Regions from separate parts of the Homo sapiens genome. Here regions 2, 3 and 4 are each linked to region 1. The links are chromatin contacts, found by Hi-C or POLR2A ChIA-PET in ENCODE. All regions are on one chromosome and are shown on one strand. Each heading gives the region's core, a stretch centred on a gene start or an enhancer-like site at or near the end of the contact. The rest is flanking DNA. Distances are from core to core; before and after follow the strand shown. Region 1 overlaps LINC02225 (long intergenic non-protein coding RNA 2225). Region 2 has its middle 28 kb from the start of LINC02101. Region 3 has its middle 160 kb from the start of LINC02225. Region 4 has its middle 100 kb from the start of LINC02101.

Evidence for each region. A loop is a pair of places that touch in the nucleus more often than their neighbours do. ChIA-PET counts read pairs that join two places held with the same protein, here RNA polymerase II (POLR2A). Pooled maps may share reads with other maps.
Region 2: a pooled map shows a loop between it and region 1 (6-fold over the local background). The contact joins two enhancer-like sites. A Hi-C loop is called at or near these places in 2 of 50 pooled maps. POLR2A ChIA-PET finds 5 or more read pairs at or near these places in 2 of 52 experiments (BJ and MCF 10A).
Region 3: a map of PC-9 shows a loop between it and region 1 (9-fold over the local background). The contact joins two enhancer-like sites. A Hi-C loop is called at or near these places in 1 of 168 maps with a recorded cell type or tissue (PC-9). POLR2A ChIA-PET finds 5 or more read pairs at or near these places in 2 of 52 experiments (BJ and PC-9).
Region 4: a loop to region 1 is called in a map of MCF 10A, with 2.4 times the contacts of the local background. The contact joins two enhancer-like sites. A Hi-C loop is called at or near these places in 2 of 168 maps with a recorded cell type or tissue (MCF 10A and PC-9) and 3 of 50 pooled maps. POLR2A ChIA-PET finds 5 or more read pairs at or near these places in 2 of 52 experiments (MCF 10A and OCI-LY7).

Annotation. Positions count from the first base shown.
Region 1 is chr5:57,887,282-57,892,481 of GRCh38, forward strand. LINC02225 (long intergenic non-protein coding RNA 2225) reads right to left here. Exons shown (of 3, transcript NR_109900.1): 3 at 3,050-3,145. Among named protein-coding and RNA genes, the nearest start is that of LINC02225, 9.3 kb to the right of the region's middle. Within about 2 kb of position 2,355, at least 6 of the 41 ENCODE cell types and tissues checked have a DNase peak (open chromatin) inside an H3K27ac peak, as active enhancers do; they include PC-9, where a contact is called at or near this core.
Region 2 is chr5:58,091,949-58,097,148 of GRCh38, forward strand. No RefSeq gene overlaps it. Among named protein-coding and RNA genes, the nearest start is that of LINC02101, 28 kb to the right of the region's middle. Within about 2 kb of position 2,368, at least 2 of the 41 ENCODE cell types and tissues checked have a DNase peak (open chromatin) inside an H3K27ac peak, as active enhancers do.
Region 3 is chr5:57,732,488-57,737,687 of GRCh38, forward strand. No RefSeq gene overlaps it. Among named protein-coding and RNA genes, the nearest start is that of LINC02225, 160 kb to the right of the region's middle. RefSeq lists an enhancer at 2,529-3,728. Within about 2 kb of position 2,909, at least 8 of the 41 ENCODE cell types and tissues checked have a DNase peak (open chromatin) inside an H3K27ac peak, as active enhancers do; they include PC-9, where a contact is called at or near this core.
Region 4 is chr5:58,016,845-58,022,044 of GRCh38, forward strand. No RefSeq gene overlaps it. Among named protein-coding and RNA genes, the nearest start is that of LINC02101, 100 kb to the right of the region's middle. Within about 2 kb of position 2,912, at least 4 of the 41 ENCODE cell types and tissues checked have a DNase peak (open chromatin) inside an H3K27ac peak, as active enhancers do.

The DNA.
Region 1 (5,200 bases), core at 1,105-3,604:
TACTGCAGTAAATCACATTCTATCCTCAAGGATGAAAAGCAGGAAGATTCTTATTCATTAGAATAGAGTTTCTTCCCAAACATCCATGCAAGTTTAAAGGCTCCTATTGACTATGTATTAGAAGCACTTTTTTTGTTGTGTTTTGTTTTTTACTGAAATGATATTGTTGGCTCTACAAACAAATGAAACCCAATAATGGGTTTCTCTATTCTTGCTGGTCTTTTCCTTCTTAAAAGAATCATGTGGTCATTCCTTATTTGAAAAAAAAAAAGAAAAAGACACTGAAATGCTGCAATGCCTGATAAGGAGAATCTGCAACACTTGGGCATCTTGTGTATAAGAAAAGATTCTTATCCTTATGCTACTGTCATGGAGCTTGGATATTTACAAACCTACCGCTTTTGACAAGCTTGTGAGAATTTACATAGTCTCACACCGCCCCTAATTTTTATGGCAGAATGTGTCTCACATTTGTAATATTCTCAGAGCTCCTCAGGATTCTAACCTCTCTAACTAGAGATGGTTTCTGAGCAGGCAAGAAGGAAAAAGAGGCAAAAACTGATTGCATCTTTTGTTCGCTTTTCAAAGCCAGATCTCGAAATTCCCAAGAATCCTTAAAGTTGGAGACATGTAGCTAATGGAATTCTAGTCAATCCACATATTTATGTGTTTGGAAAGTGGCTGTTATCAGTTCTTCTTAACCATGTGCACTATTGTCAGGGCCCTTCCAGGCAGCCACACCTGACGAAAGCTGTGATTGCCCTAGATTTCCACTAGAGACCTCTAGCTGATCACAGGAGCCTGGAAAGCAGCTCTCATTACTGGGCGTTTCTCTAGAAGCAGCAGAGGATAAGAGTTTGCCAGTTGCCCCTGGGAGAAGGTGGACTTTACCATCAAAGGAAAATAATTCTGTATAATCTTTCTCTCTCTCATTTTTTTTTAAAGCAAATTGAGGCTTATTCAAGTAGGTATATTGTGAAACACTGAAGAGGAAATAATTTCTGTGTCTTAAAGCTATGGCATACAAAAGACAAAATAGAGATTTTTATAGATTGAAAGGCCCCTTCTCTAAGGGGCTGTTCATACTGATATTTGGAGGCCAGCCTCAATTCTCAGTGTTTGAGAGCTTCTCCTGACAGGTATGAGGGAGAATGAGTTTACTCGCAGTCTGAGAGCTTTTAGGCATTATTGTGAAGCTGAACAAAGTGCTCCCTGTGCCCCACCATGCCCCAGCCTTTTACTGCAGCCCCCTATATGTGAAGGATGGTAGCCCTCCGGGTGCATACCACCTTCAATGCCAGGCCTATAGCTGTAATCCCATGCAACAGAAACAGATGGGATACATCTGTAAGGAGAGACTGGTAGATGAAGTTTCACCGTTTTTCCAAAAACGCAAAACACATTAATCTCCATTTGCCTTTGAATAGTCTGCAGTAGAAACAGAGGACCAAAAGGGAAAATAATCTCCCCTCATTTAACCTGTGCCCCTGTGAAAAATTGTGATAGCTTGTATTTCAGAAACTGAGTGTAACTAATTTTGCCCTCTATCCATGGTCTTCACTACACAGCAGCATTAGAAAGAGAATCAAAATCGGATCAGATCAATGAATCTATAAAGCCTTTTTTGGAATGTATTGCCACCACGAGTTGATCAGTTTCTCCAGAGGCCCTCTAATACCCAGTTTTCTCTGGGGCAATTGTAGATCCTTTTGCATTCATTTTTAGGACAAATCTTGTCATTCTTTTAGGTAGACTGTCATTTGTTCATTCATTTATTCATTTGTTTTTCAAATGCCTATGCTGCTCCAGTCGCTGTGATTTGCAAAGAAAACACAAATGATGATATACAGGGCTTGAGTGGGAGTTCCTAACATTGGATCCACAGATTCCTAAAAGTGAACGACTACTTCAAGATGTCTGTAATCCTCCTAAGATGTGTGTGTGCTTTAACTATGAGAAAAATCCAAGATTTAGAACAATCTTTAAAGGGATTGATGTAAAAACTATTGTAGAGGCTGACAGTTACACGAGCAAGTAATCAGAAGACTACATTAGAATTGTCATATAGTAAAGATACAGTATGTACAGTGTCACATGAGGTCACAGGTGGAGTTTTCTCAATTGTCACTGATGACACAGGTCAGTGAAGGCTACAGAGAAGGTAGCATTTGTGTTATATGTGAAGGTTGAGTAGGAAGTGGTGAGATGACTTGAAGGGAGGGTAGACGAAAGTCAGTGTGCTCTGAGGGGCAGTTCACCTCCAGGGTCTGAGGCCACCCTGCAAGTTGGAGCATGATTGGAATTTTCTCTCCTGCAACCTGACAAATGAAGCGCGCTTTGCCATGAGTCAACTGTTACGGGAAAAGGAATTCCACAGGCATGCCCTGACTGACCACAAATGGGCGAGAGCACATGTGAGTACAGAATGCCCAAAGGTTGGTGTGGAATAATCAAAACGATTCAAATGCTTGGTGCTGTACCAGAGTTGTAGGAGGCCTAGCCTCAGCACTGTACTGCTGCTCTCACTCTCCAACCTGCACTGGAGAGGAAGGTCAACTACAGTAGGTGGAGCTCTGCACCAGGTCCAGAAAGCAGACCTTGATTCTGCAGCTGACCATCTTCCTGCTCACTTAATTCCACCAGCCTCCACTTCTGCTTCTGCACTTAACAGTTACATTTATTGAGGACCTCTATATCCCAGCCACCGTACTGGGTGAATTACCTGCCTAGTTTCATTTTATTCTCCTGACACCCTGCAAAGTAATTTTCATTTTCCAAATAGGGAAAATATACTCAGAAAATTAAAATAATGCCAAAGTAGTCATGCTGCTATAATGTGGTGATACCAAGAGAACCACAGTCTCTACTTCAATCTTGATAATTCAACTGGTTTTAAATGTCACCATCTTAAGGCTATTGATTTATCAGTGAAACAAGAGAGGTCAGTGTAATTTAACACGGTTTTGCAGAGCTAGAATACTGCATTGGGCATATATTGCTTATTTGGGAAGTTATAGATGTGAGTTTGTCTACAGGAGTGCCATATTTTGATGGTTAATGATAGTTTAATTTTAAACTTACAGGATACAGGTTAAGATTAAGCTGTTTCTTTCATGTGAGTCTCATCACTGAGATCTGATTCCACCTACAAAGGTAAGAGAATTTGAAGTAAGTAGCAACTAGTCTTCTCAGAATGTTCCAAATTGCAAAAACAAGTCTGGATTTTAATCTGAGAATTATTACTTTATCAGGATCTATCTATAAAATATACCATTTGACCATAACAAAATAAATTATAAGTTGGGTGTTTGTTTTTTTTAAGAAAAAGCACTTGATCAGCCTAATTGATAAATATTGTCTTATTCCATGGTGGGCTGTAGACAACAAAAGCAGCAAGACATTTTTTTCATATGAAGTAAAACTATGGCTTTGCATTTACAAAGAAATGTTCAATTCTTATGCTAGCATTTTAAAATCTTTTCTCATTTAAAAACATATCTAGCATATCATTGAATGTAATACTGAGTAATTTTTCTTTACATATTTTAAATTGCGTATCCAATATATTTTAGTTAACTCTACAGCAAGTGCCATAACCTAAGAAATGAACAGTCAAAAATGCAATCTTTGATAACATCTTTAGCTACTTGAATTATTTTAAATGAAGAGGGGATTTCTATATGTAGAATGCATAAAAAACCTTTAAACTGAGCAATTGTTTGCAGAACTTCATAAATACTAAAGAATTCTGGTCATTGTATTTCTTCCATATTAAAAATACACTGTAGCCATATTAAAAGATACTTCTAGCTGCTGTATTTCCTAACCTGTATATTTAAACTTGAACAGTGTATGCATTCATTATAGCATGTTATAGAACTATCTTTCTAACAAGAATATCGGTTACCAAAAGCCAATTATGATTTTTGGATATTGTGATGTAATGCAGTGAATTGACCTGCTGTTGAGTAAGACTGACTTCAGTAGTAATTCATTTAACTTTAAAATGACACACCCCAAAAGTCCCCGATGATATTGTCAGGTGCTATGCTTTAAGACAAGGCAGTTGACAGGATATTTTTCTTTCTTGAGATTTGCAAGTCTCTCTAACTTTCAGAAAAATAAAAAGCAAGTAGGTGGATATAACTCTGCTACCCTACCTATTTAGTTAAAAAGTAAAAAACCACCCAGTCACTCAGTCGAAAACACAGATGCTTGGCATTCTCTACTCAAGTTATCTGAATTTGTAATTTAAATTTTAAATTTCAAAAGAAAGAGCTGTGTCTCAGGTTCCCAGAAAGCCAGCTCTGAGATGGAGTTTGCCATGCAGGAAGTTTACTGTGGAGTGTCCCTGGGAACAGCCCCTATGCAAGGGAAAGGAAGGAAGCAGGGCTGGAGACAGGAGGAAGAGGAAATGTGATACAGTCACTATGGGCACCCTTGCCTATCATAGGGAAACTCAGAAGATAAATGACCCTTCAGAGCTGATCTGAGTTGAGGTGGAATGGCTGGGATAGTAAACTCCCATGCAGATTAGTCATTGGTTGTGGGTCACCTGGGAAGGCGACCTGACCTTGGGCAAGGTGGCTCTCTTCAGTAGAGATAATCGTGGAAGTGGCTGACAGGGGAGGTTGTCCCTCAGCAATGCTCCTAGTCACTAAGGGAATGAGTACTTCAGTCCTAAAGGGGACTCTAGGTGACATTACAGCATCCATCACAGGTTGACGTGCAGAAATATGTAGTTATCTAATGTTACTTATGTGCAGTCTAGATACTTATTTCTCATTTGTAAATTTGTGATATCTTTAGTTTTCCTGTAGTTCCTCAATAATATTGCCAAATACAGAGGTATAACCTTTTGGACACTAACAATGTCATAACAAGGAATTTATCAAATGTGATACATAACTTCTTTGTACTGTATGGAAAATATTTGCATTATGCCATTTTGGAATGCTGTAGTTATAAATTTGTGATTCTTGTGAGTCTCTTATTGTAGAAACGGCTTGGGCTTGCAATGTCAACATGGTTCCTTTACTATTTCATTGTCCTCTCATCTTCTATTCTAATATCCCATGATAAATCCTTGATATTGTTAATTTAATATTTTTTAATCTATTCTTCACCTTTAAAATGTGATTAGAGGTTATGGGAATAAATATAGTATGGAAGTCAAAATAATATTATATTGGCTGGACAC
Region 2 (5,200 bases), core at 1,118-3,617, 200 kb after region 1:
AGCAGGCCTGGTTGTGTGAGAAGACCTGTGCTATGTAGGTGACTTTCCATGCTGCCCAGCAGAGGCATTATTGATAGCAAACTTAGAAAGCAGAGTTGACCATTGTAGTTTAAGAAGCTGTGAAGCCCTGGGTTCTAATCTCAGCTTCAGCCCCTACTAGCTGTGAAACCTGAAAGGGCACTATCTGTGTCTGAGCCTTAGCTTCCTCAAGATAGAGGAGGAGAATATGGGTAGAGCAACACACAGTATCCACCTGCCTTGGCCTCGAGCTTGTCATGATGCACGTATGAGATAATATGCATGACAGTGCTTTTCAGACTGAAAATGAAGTGTCACAGAGAAGACCTGGAGTCATTGTTTCAACATGTCTGTCTATCTATCTATCTATCTATCTATCTATCTATCTATCTATCTATCCATCCATGTGTCTGTCTGTCCATCCATCCATCCATCAATCCATCCATCCTTCCATCCATCCAATCTATCTAGCTACCTAGCTACCTGTTTTTCCCCCAACTTTTACCTAAATGTAATCAAAACTCAAGTAGAACTCAAAGCATTCTACTTTATGAAGTGACTAAAATCATTTGTCATGGCAAAATTATACGAAGTTAAGTAGGTCATTTCCTTTCACTCATTAAACAACTCAAAGTGAAATTAGTTATTTTTGTTTATAGAGAGGCTCATGGAGTGTGTTGCATATTCTCTTTGAGAACTCAAGCATGAGCAGGCATGCCCTGACTGGCCAGCAAGTAGGGGTGAGGGTGGGGGTGGAGGTGGCTGTTTAGGGCGTCATTTACAGGAAGGTCCACAGAGTCCTAAGAGAGTAGCGTTAAAGGATAACTTTAGGTTGACATCCACACCTCCATATTTTATAGCTAAGACCCCCAAGATACAGGGAAACAGTTCTCACTCTTGATGATCTGGGCACTCCTTTATCATAACAAGGAATAAACCACTCAGAGGAGAGAAAGCAGCAGGTGCACAATCATTAAATCCTTCCTGTCTCCATGCCTTTGCACACGCCGTTTCCTCTCTTTAGAATGCTCTCTCCAGAGTCATTCACGTGCTGGTTCCTTCTCATCAGTCCTTCCCTAGCTCAAATGGAATTCATCAGGGAAGCCTTTCTTCACCACCCAGTTCATCCTTTCTCCTCACCAAAATCACTTTCTATCCTTTCCTCTTTTTCTGTTTGCCTTCACAGCATTTATCACTCCAAATGTGTCTCAAATATTTATTTAACTTTTTTTTTTACTGTCTTACCCAAACCAGACAACAAATTCTATGGGAGCAGGGAAACTACCAAGTTAATCACTGCATCCCATTGTCTGAATCAAAGATGTTGGTCATTACATCGCCTGTGAATCAATGAAGGGATGACTACTTTTAGGTAAAGCTGGGTACTGGGGAAGGGGTTAATTCTGTGAACAGTACATTTTTACTTAAATTCTATTCTAGCCTTGGGTTCCGGGGACTTGGTTTCCAGGAGAAAAGAGATACAGAGTTGCTGTAGGAAAGCTAATTAATTGTAGACGAAAGCCTACAATTGTAGAAGAAATCTCAACCTCTCCATGTCTCAGTCTCAGCAAAAAAAGACTGGAAATAATAATAGTAACTTGCAGGATTGTTGGAAAGATTAGTGAAGTAATGTTTTCAAAGCACATGGCATGAAGATCAATAAACGGCATCAGTTATTGTTAACTGAGTCATTAAAAGGGCAAGGCACTCTGTCTTTTGACCTAATAGAAGTTTTACGTAAGTGTGAAAAGCCAAGAGCCATGCTAAAACCTTAATGCAAAGAGCTAGTGGGTCTCATCCATCTGGAAAATCTGGACCAGGCTTCCATAGCGCTGGCAATGGAGGTCCTTCCTGACTCTATTGGCCTCCCTTAGAACACAATGAATCCTGCACCTGAGGACCACAAGGACTCTTTTCTCAGCAGATGCATCTTCATACTGATGCAAGTTTCTCAATTTTCATAAAAGTTATTGAAATCCTTTAATATGTAATTACTTAATATTAATTTCATGGGACGAGGCTTTGAAAGAGCCCACAGGCTTATTTCAGCAGCATCAGTCACCTTGCATGCCAAGCCACTGTGACATTTCTCAGCTGTAACTTAAGGGAAGGCAAAGATAGCCTCTTGAGTTGGCTTATGCTGATTTCAGCAGGCTCACGAGCGGCAGCGCCCACAGGAAGGATGTGTACAGGATGTGTGCAGGTGTTCCTCACGCTCTATTCTTATGACATGTTTTGCTGAGTGATGACAAGTCATCATTTTCCCATGAGCGGCCACCTTCTCTTTCCTCAAACTTCTGAGTCATAAAAGGCTCAGGGCTATTTTCTCAGCTTGAGCAATGGCCAAGGAAAGACAGAGTGCCATGAGCATCCTTTCTCATGTCCTCTTTTTTTCCTGAACAATCCCAAGGAGAGAAACCCTGGGAGCCAAGTTTACAAGAGTAAATACAAGGAGGACAAAGATATTCTTTACAACTAAGTGCACACCAGGAGAATGTTTAATGCAGTTCTTGCATGTCAGTTCTGTAACATCTCAGTCTGTCTTGATTGCCCACTCTCCCTTGGAGGCCATGGGCTCTTCTGGAGGGCTGTGGGCTCCTCCACTTCAGGAGCTTTCCAGACAGCCTCTTCCTTACCTGCTACCATCCTGTAGGAGGTCCTGTGGAGGATGACAAATGATGCTTTTCTTTACCTTAGAGCACTTAAATAAGAACAGAAAAACTAAGTTGATTTTCCAAATTTCCCTCTGAAAGTAAAGAGATTGGAGCCAAAAATATCTGGGTCCCCTGTCCAACATCCCAAATCTTCATTGTTCTGCTCCTGAATTTCTTCCAACCAAAGGCACTCCTGGCCTTCCTTCCTGCATCCAGTCTTGGAAGCAAATGTTACATTGCCACTTCCTTTTCTTAAACATTTCACTCACTATGTATCATCCCTCAAATTAAGGTCAAATATAATAATTTGGCTAACAGCTTCCTCATAATCTAGGCCCTCCCTCTCTTTTATAGTCTACTTTTGCTCCTTACATCCCAACCATAGAATTGGTCACATTTTCTGTTTCTAACCCTTGCACGCGCTACCAGTAACACCTAAGGCAGTGATTCTCAACCGCAGAGAATCATTTGAGATACCTGTGTCCCTGACAAACTGCTTGGGAATCTCTGGGGTAGACTGAAAGTTTCCCAGGTTTAAAACCCAGCCTGTATCAAGAGTCACCAGCTCAGGTTCTCACCCTTGGCTGCACATTAAATTCACCTGGAAACATTTAAAATCCCAATGCTCGCCTACATTCAAAGCCATTACATCGGAATCTCTAAGCATGGGACTCAAGCATCAGTACTTTTTTTAAAGTTCTCTAGGTGCTTCCAATTTTATAAAGCACTGTCCTCAAGGGTTCTCTCCTACAGTCTCTGGATACCTTTTATTTATTCTTTAGACCTCACCTAGATGGAACTTTCTGAGAAGACTTTACTGACCCAGGTGCTCACTTGAGTGTGCTTATACAATGTCTTTAGGCCATGACAACTTGACATAATTCCCTGTTTATTTATCTGTGTCCCCATCAGCTCTTGAGGGCAGAGACTGTGTGGTGCCCTTTAGATCCTTTAGAGCCCAAGGCAGGGACTATCAGGCAGTAAATGAGCATCCTTGAGCAGCGTCTCCTCTGTACCAGGCACTGTGCCTGAAGCGCCAAATGGTTTCTGTCCTCATGAGTTTCCAGTGCTCTCCTAAAATCCCCTATTCTTCCAACCTTTCAAAAGAGAACATATAGCAGCAATTTACCAACCAATTTCTTTGCCCCAGAGACGTGGTATGATGCCCAGGAGATAGAGCATAGCCCCACCCAGCTCCTAGTTTTACAAGGAAATCATCCAACAGGAGAGAGAGAAACTCCCAGAGAATATTTCTGACCCTAAGAACACTGTTCTCATCTTGTTAGGTCCCAAATAAAAAACTGAAAAAGTAAAGACACCAGTAAGGATGACAAATGCATGAAGGGTAATTTTCAGAACAGATTCTGGATACATCTGTTTCTATTTCAATTATTATTACGAACATAAGCAGGCTTCTGCTGGAGGGTTCTAAATGCAACCTGTGAAATTTGACTTAGGAAGCAACTAACAACATTGTCTGTAAAAAAGGAAAGGCACCATGCCAACGAGATATTAAGTAAATGAGTATAATAAGAATTGCATATATGTCCTTACTTTTAATCTTTGCAACAAAATGCTATTTCCTAGGCATTGTAGGATCATGACAGATCTGGATTCTGGTGCTGACTTTGCCACTAGCTATATAAACTCAGGCAAATTACTTCCCTTCTCTGAACCTCAGTCTTCTGGTCTGTGAAATGTGGACAGTCCAGTTATCCACCTCAGAGCGTTGTAAGAATTATATGAGATTGTTCAAGTAAATTTCTTAGCATAGTGTCTATCCTACAGTAATTTAATAGTAAATGCTTGCTCTTCTCATTATATTTTCTAGGCAAGGGTGGGAAACCCAGAGAGGAATTGCTTTTGATGGTAAGTGGGCTAAGACAGGGGTAAGAATTCACTGGAGAAGATGTTTTCCCCTTTGTGATGATGGATATTCAGGCTGCAGTCAACCACAGGTTGCACAAGTTTTATTTCCATTATTCACTGAAATTTGGCTCTAAGTTTTTATCATGACCCCCTTAAATGACTTGCCATGAATACTTAACCATAGTTTTCATTTCTTGCATGCTTTATTCTTTCCCTTTTCTTCCCTTTTACATATGAACATGTATGAAGATCAAAACTCTGGAGCTATCACGCCTCACTTAGACAGTAGATCCAAGTACAGGACTCTCAGGTTTCTTTAGCTTCTTATTGCTATTCATGGATCATTGTCCTGGTACAACAACTATCACTGGATTTCTCACTGATTCACATTTATGGGACTGTTTTTAAATAATGGGAAGTGGATAATCAATTAGGGAATTATTATGGGATAAATGAAATTCCTCTGAGTAGTGAAATATTAAAGTCTGTTTGCTATGATTTTTAAAAGTAACTTCAGTTTCATAGATAGAAATAATTTTTAGATCCATGCAAATGGTGCTACTGCAGCTATTTCAGTTGACGTATTTGCTGATTGTTATTTTGAAGGAAAAATTGGGTGGAGCATGTACTGGGAGAAGAGGGGGCAATGTAAGTTTGGA
Region 3 (5,200 bases), core at 1,659-4,158, 150 kb before region 1:
GAGGACAGGGTAGAAATTTTTATTTTGTTAAGATAGAGCTAGGTTAAGCTTGTTTTAGGCTGAGAAGAAAGAGCTGTTAAAGTGTAAAAGTTTGATACAAAGAACAACAGGAGGTAATGGGAAAGTGACTAAGCTCTCTTACAGCAGGTAGGAGAGCGTCGGGTCCATAGCAGACATGAATATATTTGCATTATATTTGGTTTATAAGCTATAATTCTTAAAGCTCAAGGATTTCCTTTGACTGTTTTTTTTATGTCATTTAAGCTTCAAATAAACATTTAAATAAGCACTTTTTTTTAAAGAAAGTTGATTTTCATATCTAGTTATTATCCTGCTACCTTTGCCAACATACCAGAATCTTTGATTATTTTTTCTCCTGTGGCGTCAACCTAGAGAGGAAGGATCTTGATTAAATATGCCAACTATCTTTACACTCAATTTGACCAAAGGCCAACTCTTTTTATGTTTGTAATAGGAATGTACTGAACAAATTCTGAAATTCACTTTCATAAACTTTCTTTCTCTTAGACTTTCAGAGTAGGGTAAGTTTTTAAAAAGCCGAGTCACCATGTTCGTCTTTAGGGCAGACAAAAGTCTATGCACTTTTTTTTTTCTTAGACTCCCAGGTAAGGAAATTCTATAATCTACTTTAAAATCTACTCTAGCCCTTAGCAAGATTTCCAATCAAGAGGCTCCTTTTCATCACTAAACTGCTTTGCTGCTGCAGCAGATTTAGTAGATTTCCTAAGGCTTCAGAAGCAGTGGAGAGCAGCCTCCCTTGACTTGGTGTACAGAGTCAGGCCACAGAGACTTCCACTCTTACTTCCCGGGTAGCACACACAGCACAGTCAAATAAATGCCCTCCTGGATTCCTATGCCATTAGGGTATGTGCTAAAAGAGCTCACTGGAGAAAAAGCTGAAATCAATTGTGAGTTAGGGCTTGCTTCCCAACATGTAGCCCAACAACGTAACATCAACACCATTGGGGATCTTGTCACCATCTTCTGAATAACAGGATCCCCTTTTAACAGGATCCACAAATGATTCTTATGGACATTAAAGTTGAGGAGCCACTGCTTTAGATAATTCTTTTGAAATATTATATAATCAGCTTACCGGACTTCAGAATTCCTCCTTTCCCAATGGCTGGCTCTTCAGGGTGGTGTCTTTCTCTTACTCACCTTTGTATTTCTAGTGCCTAGCACAGGGCCTGGCATATGCCCCTTTGATTTCTTTTGGTGTCACAGCTTAATCCATGTTTACTGAATAAGTTGCAGAATCAGTCTAGTGTCACAGTATAATCCTACTGCCATCAGAAGAAATTCATATAAACAATTTTTCTGAATATGGCTTTTACTATAATCATTATTTTAGGCCACATATCATGAAACCAAAAATCCTACTCTAAACTGATGACCTTTTGGTTTCATCTGGGCAGAGTCTCCCTTTTGTTTTAATTCAAAGCATACCTCTATTTCCACATTCCCATTTTTCTGGGGTTCAGTTTATCTTGTGCTATTTAATCTGTTTTTTTTTTTCAGTCTCCCACTTTCTTTTCTTCCCAAATGACTGATGCAGGTGGAGGGTGGCAATTTTTGAGTTATTTTTGTATCTTGTTTTTCCCTTTAGCTTTCATCAAGGTGACACTTTAGAGACTTAAGGTGGGTAAGTGGAAAGACAGAGAGGACTTTCTGTTTTCATCAACACCTGCAAGAGATTTTTCCCTATTCCAACAATAGCATTGATTTTACATTTTACTTGCTCTGAGCAGGATGATACACAAAGGCTTAGCATGATAGATAGTGTTTACTTATTTTTAGACCATTTGTATTTTTCATTTCATGAGACCTCTGCCATTGCACATTTTTGATAGAAAAGTAGCAATCTTTCCTAGGAACATTTCTGCTTTGCTCTTTGACTTGTTTCCCTTCTGCTGGCAATATAGTCATACTGCAGGCTGTTCAAGGATAGAGTTCTTTGTGAAGTGATGAAGATGAATTATTCCTGCCAGACACAAAAACAGTTATTTTACTTGTTACTTAAATTGGAAAGAGACAAAGAATACTGTTCAATTTTAACTTGCCAGCAGGCGTTCAGGGAAAAGGATTTTCCTAACAACTTGGAGAATGCACTTCTAAAACATCTGTCGACATTAAAGTGAGGCTAAAGATCGGTACCAGTGCAAAGCAGAGCTCAATTTTTCTCTCCAATTTCACCAAAATCAGTAGGGAAGGCAAGGGGTGGCAGCTTTACTAATTTATTGGAGAAATGCTCGGGTGAAATGTTGGAAAGACTCTAATTGTTCATGGACTCCCATGTAAGTATAAATTCTCTGCATTATATTTCCTATGGAGGTTACAGTGAGTAGAGAGAAGTTTTTTTGTGGTTGCCAAAATTTAGATAATAAAAGTGGGACTTCAAGATTTAATTGAATAGCTATAGCCTTGAATCAAGAGCAAAATAGTAAAATGTCATTATAGATACGTATCAAGAAGAAAAACAATCCATGATTTCTGAAACTATAGCAGAGTTGCACTGTGCTACAAACACCCAGAGCAAACTCCCCTCAGAGACCGCCCTAAAGGACAAAATGGTTCTTAACTGGAAAAAAAAACACCTTCTGGAATGTCGGCAAAGCATGTAAATTACAGATGATTTTTTAAAATGACTCCCCAACTTTGAAACTCGTAAGCAGATCATGAACAAATGTGTTCAGCAGAACCTGTGGTATGGCCTGGCAGCAACCTCGAGAGAAGGAACTGACATATCCTTACATTTTCAAGTCATGTTTTTACTGTAGAAAAAGAAAAGTGTTGCCTATCGCCCAGTCAATGGAAGTGTCAGAGGTGTGTGAAGTAGAGCAACTCCATCTTGAATAGGAGCTGGGTAAAATAAGGCTGAAACCTACTGGGCTGCATTCCAGACGGTTAAGGCATTCTGAGTCACAGGATGAGATAGGAGGTCGGCACAAGATACAGGTCATAAAGACCTTGCTGATAAAACAGGTTGCAGTAAGAAGCTGGCTAAAACCCAGCAAAATCACAATGGCCAGGAGAAGTACCTCTGGTCATCCTCACTGCTACACTCCCACCAGCGCCATGACAGTTTACAAATGCCATGGCAACATCAGGAAGTTACCCTATATGTTCTAAAAAGGAGAGGCATGAATAATCCACCCCTTGTTTAGCATATCATCAAGAAATAACCATAAAAATGGTCAACCAGCCGCCCTCAGGGCTGCTCTGTCTATGGAGTAGCCATTCTTTTATTCCTTTACTTTCTTAATAAATTTGCTCTCACTTTACCGTATGGACTCACCCTAAACTCTTTCTTGCACAAGATCCAAGAACCCTCTATTGGGGTCTGGATCCGGAGCCCTTTTCTGTAACAGAAGATGGAAACTTGTTTTTCTTTTCATGGTTTGTGTGTTTGGTGGATGAATCAGAGGTCAGACTTGGTCAGACTCTACAGTCAGCCCTTTGGAATTAGGGATTTTTTTCCCAATAACCAAATAGTGACCAACTCTTCTCCTGGCAGTGGGAATATTAAAATTGTTCTTTTAGGCCTGGCTGATTTTCATCTTGTGATGATGTTTTAAAAAAGCAGTCCTATTGTGTTCTCTCATAGTATCTCTCTCTCCTTGACTCCATTCAAATTGTAGGTGGTTCTCAGGAATGCTGTCTAGAGATGTGGAGACCAAGGTATATTTAGTCAAATTTTAGTATCGACATTCGGTTAATTAGAGCTATTTGAGATTGAATGGGAGACACTATGTCAAAAAAGACTCTTAAAAGTTAAAATTCAAGCTTTGATTACTAACTCCATGCCTATTTTCCTGAGAAGTATCTGATGTCTGCCTGAAACACTGTAATTCCTTTCTTCTTTCTTTTTTTAATCCCACTCATTCCTTTTAAAAGTTGACTTTTCTCTTTAATGCCATAGCTCAGGTGATCTATGACACATCTTCATTTCAAGGTTCATCCCTTTGTAATTCACTAGGCAAAGGAAATTCGAATCTCACAGGGACATTTATCTGTTCACGAGAAGAAAGAGGAAGAAAGGGGCCCCCTTAAGATAGTAAGGGAAGGGATTTAGGGAGAGACAAAGATATTTTTCCAGGACTTTTTTGCACCTAGATCCATTTTAAGGCCATTAATCCTTTGATATATGTTTGCAGGTAAGAGAACAAAGGAATCAAACTTGACTGCAATTGGATTCCACATGAATTATCAATTAGAGACATAAGAACATGTGATTTATAGGACTGTTTTGTAAGTGCTCCTTTGTGTAGCCTATTGACAAAGGAAGAGGAGAGATGTGCTGTGATTTCCCGGCCTTGTTCCAAAGCCCTGTTGCCAACTGCTTTCAGCTATGAATTCCCAAACAGATTTTAGCACTTACTTCCAAAACCAGATGAAGTATCAAAATAATTTCTAAAAGGCTAGTGGCAGTGCAAAGTGACAGTGACAGGGACTTACAACAGCCTTCCTGGACACCGTCCACCACCTCCCTACCAGCTGGTGCCCTGCAAGTGCATGCGTGGTGCTTTTTGCTTTCTTCTAACATAATCCTAATCGTGATGCTTTGAAATAGCCTAAGTCATTTTTTTTTCTAACTCCATTTTGAGGATGAAAGCAACTGTAACATCTTTTCTCAGGGCCTGGCATGTTTGAGGAGTTCAGTTAATATGTACTTGATAAATAAAGAAAAAACAAATAATTTGACTAATAGAAAAAGCTTCTGAGGAAGTTAGACTTAAGAACTGTATTCAGATCACATTCAGAAGTAGAAAAGGAGAGAAAACCAAGCCTCTGCTTGAACATGCATTCGTTCATTCTACATAACAACTCCTACGAGTTTGATTCAGTGATCTATTTTGGGGGTCCTGTGGATGTGGCTATTTGGAAACCATTAAGAGGCAGTGTACCAGCTCAGGGCAAAGCTTCTCTACATGACTTGCACTAGTTACAGTCTGATAAGTCTTTCTTGGGTTAAACAAGGAGAAAGATAAGTTTTAAAGTTACCTCTTGTACCTCTTATACCTAGAGTAAGCAATGCTTTAACATATCCTCTGATGACCTAATGAGAAAAGTAGGATCTGTTCTTTTAATATAAATCAGAACATGTTTACTAGGCACCAACTCTTCTCTCAGCCAGACTTAAAGACATGTACAGATATATAAGAGAGTAGAAGAAACA
Region 4 (5,200 bases), core at 1,662-4,161, 130 kb after region 1:
TCAGCCATAGTTTCATTCTCCATACAGCATTATTTGAAAATCCATCCCTTTCATCCAAGGATTTATCCTAATTATAAAATAATCTCTGTTTTTATGATGCCTTCTAGTCAGTATGCCAGTGCCCATAGGTGGGGACAATCTAATGAGGCTTCTCTGCAGCTCAGAGCCTGGGTGACTATTGTATCCCATAGATGAGGAAACTAACTGAATAAAGCTCGTGACTCTGAGCCAGGAATAGGACTTTTGTGTTAGCAGCTTTGCTGCTCATACTGTGCAATCCTAAATCCTGGACAATACTGAGCTACTAGCACAATGAAAATAATTTACATGAGAATAGATACCATGCCTTCCTCTCAAGATATGCTTATCCGTTTAATTTTCACCCACATATAGGTGACACTGATTTGTATTTCTAAAGCTGTAGTTTCTCTTAAGCGAAAATGTATCCTGTCCAATAAATTGAGTACTTTTCCAATGCAGTTATTTTTTAATATTGGGAAATGTTACTTTAATAATGATGTTTATTTTTGGTTTGTGTTTTTTCCCTTACAACAGCCAGCAAAGGATTAAATTCAGTTATCATAAATATGCAAATCAAAGTGGCAATGATCAAAATTTGGGATTTTTTTCCCCTTTGTTTCTCTGCCTTTCCTGGAAGGTGGAATTATTTTGCTAGGTTTATATATTTTCCTCAAATTCTTTTTGAAGAGTCAACATATATGTCCTTTTTGCATCTTTTGATGAGGGTGGACAGAAGGGGACAATAAATGAAAACAAACCTATTCATGACTTATTAATGGATTAGGTTTTCCTAACTGGAGTTCACACAGAGCTTCTACCATGGCTCTGCTTTAAAAAAGTGAAGCTCTTTCCCTAATAAATATTCTGTTCTTTCCTGTCTTCTCCCACCAAGTGAGAACTAAGATAGCTGCAATTCACTTAAAGGTAACCAGGAAGTTTGCACAAGGCACCTAGTAGCAGTATTCTTACTTCAAGAGACATGTTTTTCAAATGTAGGGTTGGTTGAAGTAAGAAAAGTAGAATCAAATTCCAGGTGTCAATTTCGTCATAAGATTCTGTTTGACTTTTGTGCAAACTGATTTACATTAAGCAATCAATCCATAAGAGAACAAAAATTGCATTTGCAAGCAAAAGAATGTATTCACAGTTGAATAAATGATTGAATTGTTAGAATGGTATTTCATACCTCAAAAGAATGAAGGGCAGTTCCCTTTAGGTTGAAGGAAACATCTATGGTGTAACCGAGGTCCTTAATACCTTTCAGCTTTCCCATTTATCAGAACTGTGACCTTAGGCCAGTTACCTTAGCCTTACACATCTCATCTAGAAAATGTGATTCTGCTATGGACTGAATGTGTCAATCCCAAATTCATATGTTGAAATCCTAGCCCCTAATATGATGGTATTAGGAGGTGGGGCCTCTGGGAGGTGATTAGGTTATGAGGGTAGAGCTCTCATGACTGGGATTAGTTCTCTTATAATGAGATACAAGACAGCTTGCTTTTTCTTTCTCTCTGCTTCCCACTATGAGAGGATACAAGGAGAAGATGGTGATCTGTGAACCAGAAGGCAGACCCTCACAACACCACATCTGTCAGCACCTTCATCTTAGCCTTCCCAGGCTCCAGAACTATGTGAAATAGATTTCTGTTGTTTAAGCCACCCAGTTTATGGTATAACTGTTATAAGAAGCCTGAATTAAGGCAGAGTCATAAAGTTTACCTTAGAGAATTTCAACAATTACATTTCTCTTAAAATGCATATAATATGTCTAACACATGCTTAGACATTTAGGATGTTTAATAGGAATTGCCTTTTAGATAGATAATATGACTAGGTCATCTAACCAACTAAATAAAACTGCAACATCAACTACCAATTGCGGTTAAATGTCTTAGAGAGTTAACTTTTAGAGCAAGAATATTTCTTGAAAAATGTCTAATTCAATTTCTTTATTTGAGAAGTGGAAAAAAACAATTTCCAGGCAAGAAAAGTGACTTTCACAAGGACTTACAACTCCTAAGTATCAGCTCCAATCTCAGATCCAAGGTTTCTTGATTCTAAATTTACTCTCTCTCACCACACCATGCCTATGATAACGCTCTGGAGAGAACCAAGTCTACACTCACTAGATGTCATACTTAGAATTATGGCCTTTGATGTTGCTGGCAGCAACACAGCCATTTGAAGACAAATATCAAATTGTCTCTAGTTCTCAGATACTTAGGTGAGGCATCCATGAAAATAATATCTATGGATTAGACTAACTTTCTGACTCTTAAGTTTTCAAATCCCTGCAAGGAAATATTCATTCATTTGTTTTTTTAAGAGACTAATTCTCTGTAAGCCATTTATTTCCCTAAGCCTAAATTTCACCTCTCATCATATCTCCTCCCAGATGAAAAGAAGAAGGCACACTGCTTTTAAAAAATGGAATTTATTACCTTTGGCTAGAGGCCTCACTATGTAAAATAATTACCTAACTACTATTGTTAGCTTCTTAGAGGCTGGTTGATAAATCCTGGTCTGTGGTAATTAATTATGAATAACTATTTTTTATTCCCATTTAAACCTTTCCTCTTTTTGTTTCTCTATTCCTCCAGCCTCAAACCTAATGGATTTGCCTTTATAACTTTTGAACCAAATCTTTGACTTTTTTTTAATGTGTTCAATTTTATTTTTTACTGCAATGTCTAGGTCAATGCCTTTTAAACAATCATCAGAAAAGCTTCAGCCCAACTTCCTGTGGACTTCCTTTAATCACACATCCTTTGGACTCATTAAATCTTATCTGTGACAAAAGATGAAGCCCAACATTTCCTCTCCAGCTGAGGCTTTGGCCCAAGACTGTCCAAAGAACTGTTAACTCTTGAGCCTGGGCCAAGCCAAAGACTCGGCAGCAATCAAAGTCATGGCAAGGACAGAGAGCTGAGGAGTTCCTGGGTCACCAGGGCTTTCTCCAGCAGGAAGCTGGAGTGGCAGTGATGACATGGATGCAGGATTTATGGGGGTTGGGGGGACTGGCCCAGAGCCGTGCATAGGACAGAAATTGTGTCACAAGCACTTGTGGGGCTGGGTTCACCTCTAGCAACCTCTGCTGAGATACGAGTGTGCTTGGAAATTGTAAGCATTCCAGTCATGGGTAAATTCAAGCCAAGGACTCTTTGCCAGGGTTTTAATCCTATTCCTCTCTCTCCATTCACATTGTCATGCTTTCTTCCTAACTGAATTTTGACACTCATGTTGGAAATAAATGGATAGAGAAAATGGACTCTCAGATTTATTGAGGACCCATTGCCTGGACTATGGTGCTTTAGTGTTTTTCTTTGACCTTGTGTCCACCTTACACATTTATGCCTCTGGGATTGGTACCATGGTGTGTGATTGTCCTCTGGCTGGGGGCTGCTTTCTGAAGTAAAGGTTCTGGTTCACTGTGTTCCTACTGTGTGTGCCATGTGAAAGTAAGGTAGGGGTTGGCAAGTGTTTTGCTCTAGTGATAGCATTCTGTCTTGCTGTAACTAAATTTTATGTGATTTTATTTGAAATTACTCTTGAACAAGACTTACCTGTTTGTTGTGAGCTAAGTATGTGGCTCTCTCTTTTGAGAATACAAGAACTATATAGAAGTAAGTCAAAAGTTTCTCTCTTTCTGTCTGTCTGTCTTTTGGTAGAGATATACTATTTTACATGAAGACAGCACAACTATAGAGTGAGAAGGAAGGCTCATGGGTATTATTTCCTAAACTATCCTATACTCCAGAAATTATAAACCACAGTTGAGAAGCACAAATTATTAGCTGATTTGATACTTATCATTTTATATCTAAATTCATTATTAAGCATGCCAAAAGTTCTAATGAGAATAAAACTATTTGCTATGGCCTGAATATTTATGTTCTCTCAAAATTCATAAGTTGAAGTGATAGCTTTCAGGGTAATGGTAATAGGAGGTGGGGCCTTTGGGGGGTGATTTGGTCATAATGGCAGAATGGGATGAATGCCCTTTAAAAAAGGCCCCAGGGAGTTCCTTCTTCTCTCCCATCCCCTGTGTGAAGACACAGCAAGAAGGCACAGTCTGTGAGCCAGAAAGTGGGCCCTCACCAGACACTGAATTTACCAGCACCTTGATCTTAGATTTTCCTGCCTCCAGAACTGTGAAAAATATACTTATGTTGTTGATAAGCCACCCAGTTTTGGTATTTTTTTTATATCAGCCAAAATAGACTAAGACACTCTTTTCCCTAAAACAGAGAAATATTCCAAATAAAACAAAGAAAGCATCTTGCAGTTTCTAAATCACAGTGTCTTTTATGTACATACATATTTGCCCATTAAGACTCTTTGATCAAAGCAGTGCCTCCCAGATAATAAGAAAAGAATATACATTTAATGGAATCCCATGTTATTTCTGATATAACTCATTTTTCTGGAGAAGTAGTTGTAGGAGGTAGCCAGAGAGAAAAAGCATTGACTGACAAGACAGTGTTTTCACAGAAACCACAAAAGGATATGCTTATGGTTAAAAAAAATCAGAAATAAAAAGGAGATGAATTGTTGGACCCCATAGTTACTAAGAGAGGATAAGCACATTTAGCCATAGTGGACATTTTGCTACCTTTGCCAGCACCAATATTTTCCTTTCTAGCATCCACTGATTCTTGGGATTTGGGGATTTATGGAATTTATGGAACTTGACTGTACTTCTGCCCCAGGGAAGCATCACCTGGTAGACTAAGCCAATTAGAGCATTTCATCCCCTCGCTCCCACTGATTGTCTCAGTACTGGGCAGATGACCTCAACTACCCTAGAACTTTTCTTTGGAATGCTGAGTCAAGGATAATCTTTTTTTCCCTGTGGGCACAAATAATAAAGATAGAGCTCAGGGAGCCGTTGGCAACTTTCTCAGGACCATAAGGCAAGGTTCTTCCAAAATAAAGTGATACAGAAGAGTTGGAACTGGAAAGGGAGGAAGAAAACAGTAGTTTTCACGTTATTTCAAGCCACTAGATTAGTATAACTTAAAAATAGCTCTGTTTAGGACTTCTGAGGACATGAATCAATAAATATCCTTTTGCTTATGCCAGTTAGTCAGGTTTTTTGTTTCCTGCAATTGAAGGCATACTAATAAACCATTGAGTAAGTATATACAATAACTCTGAATCCTGTCCCACATCCCAA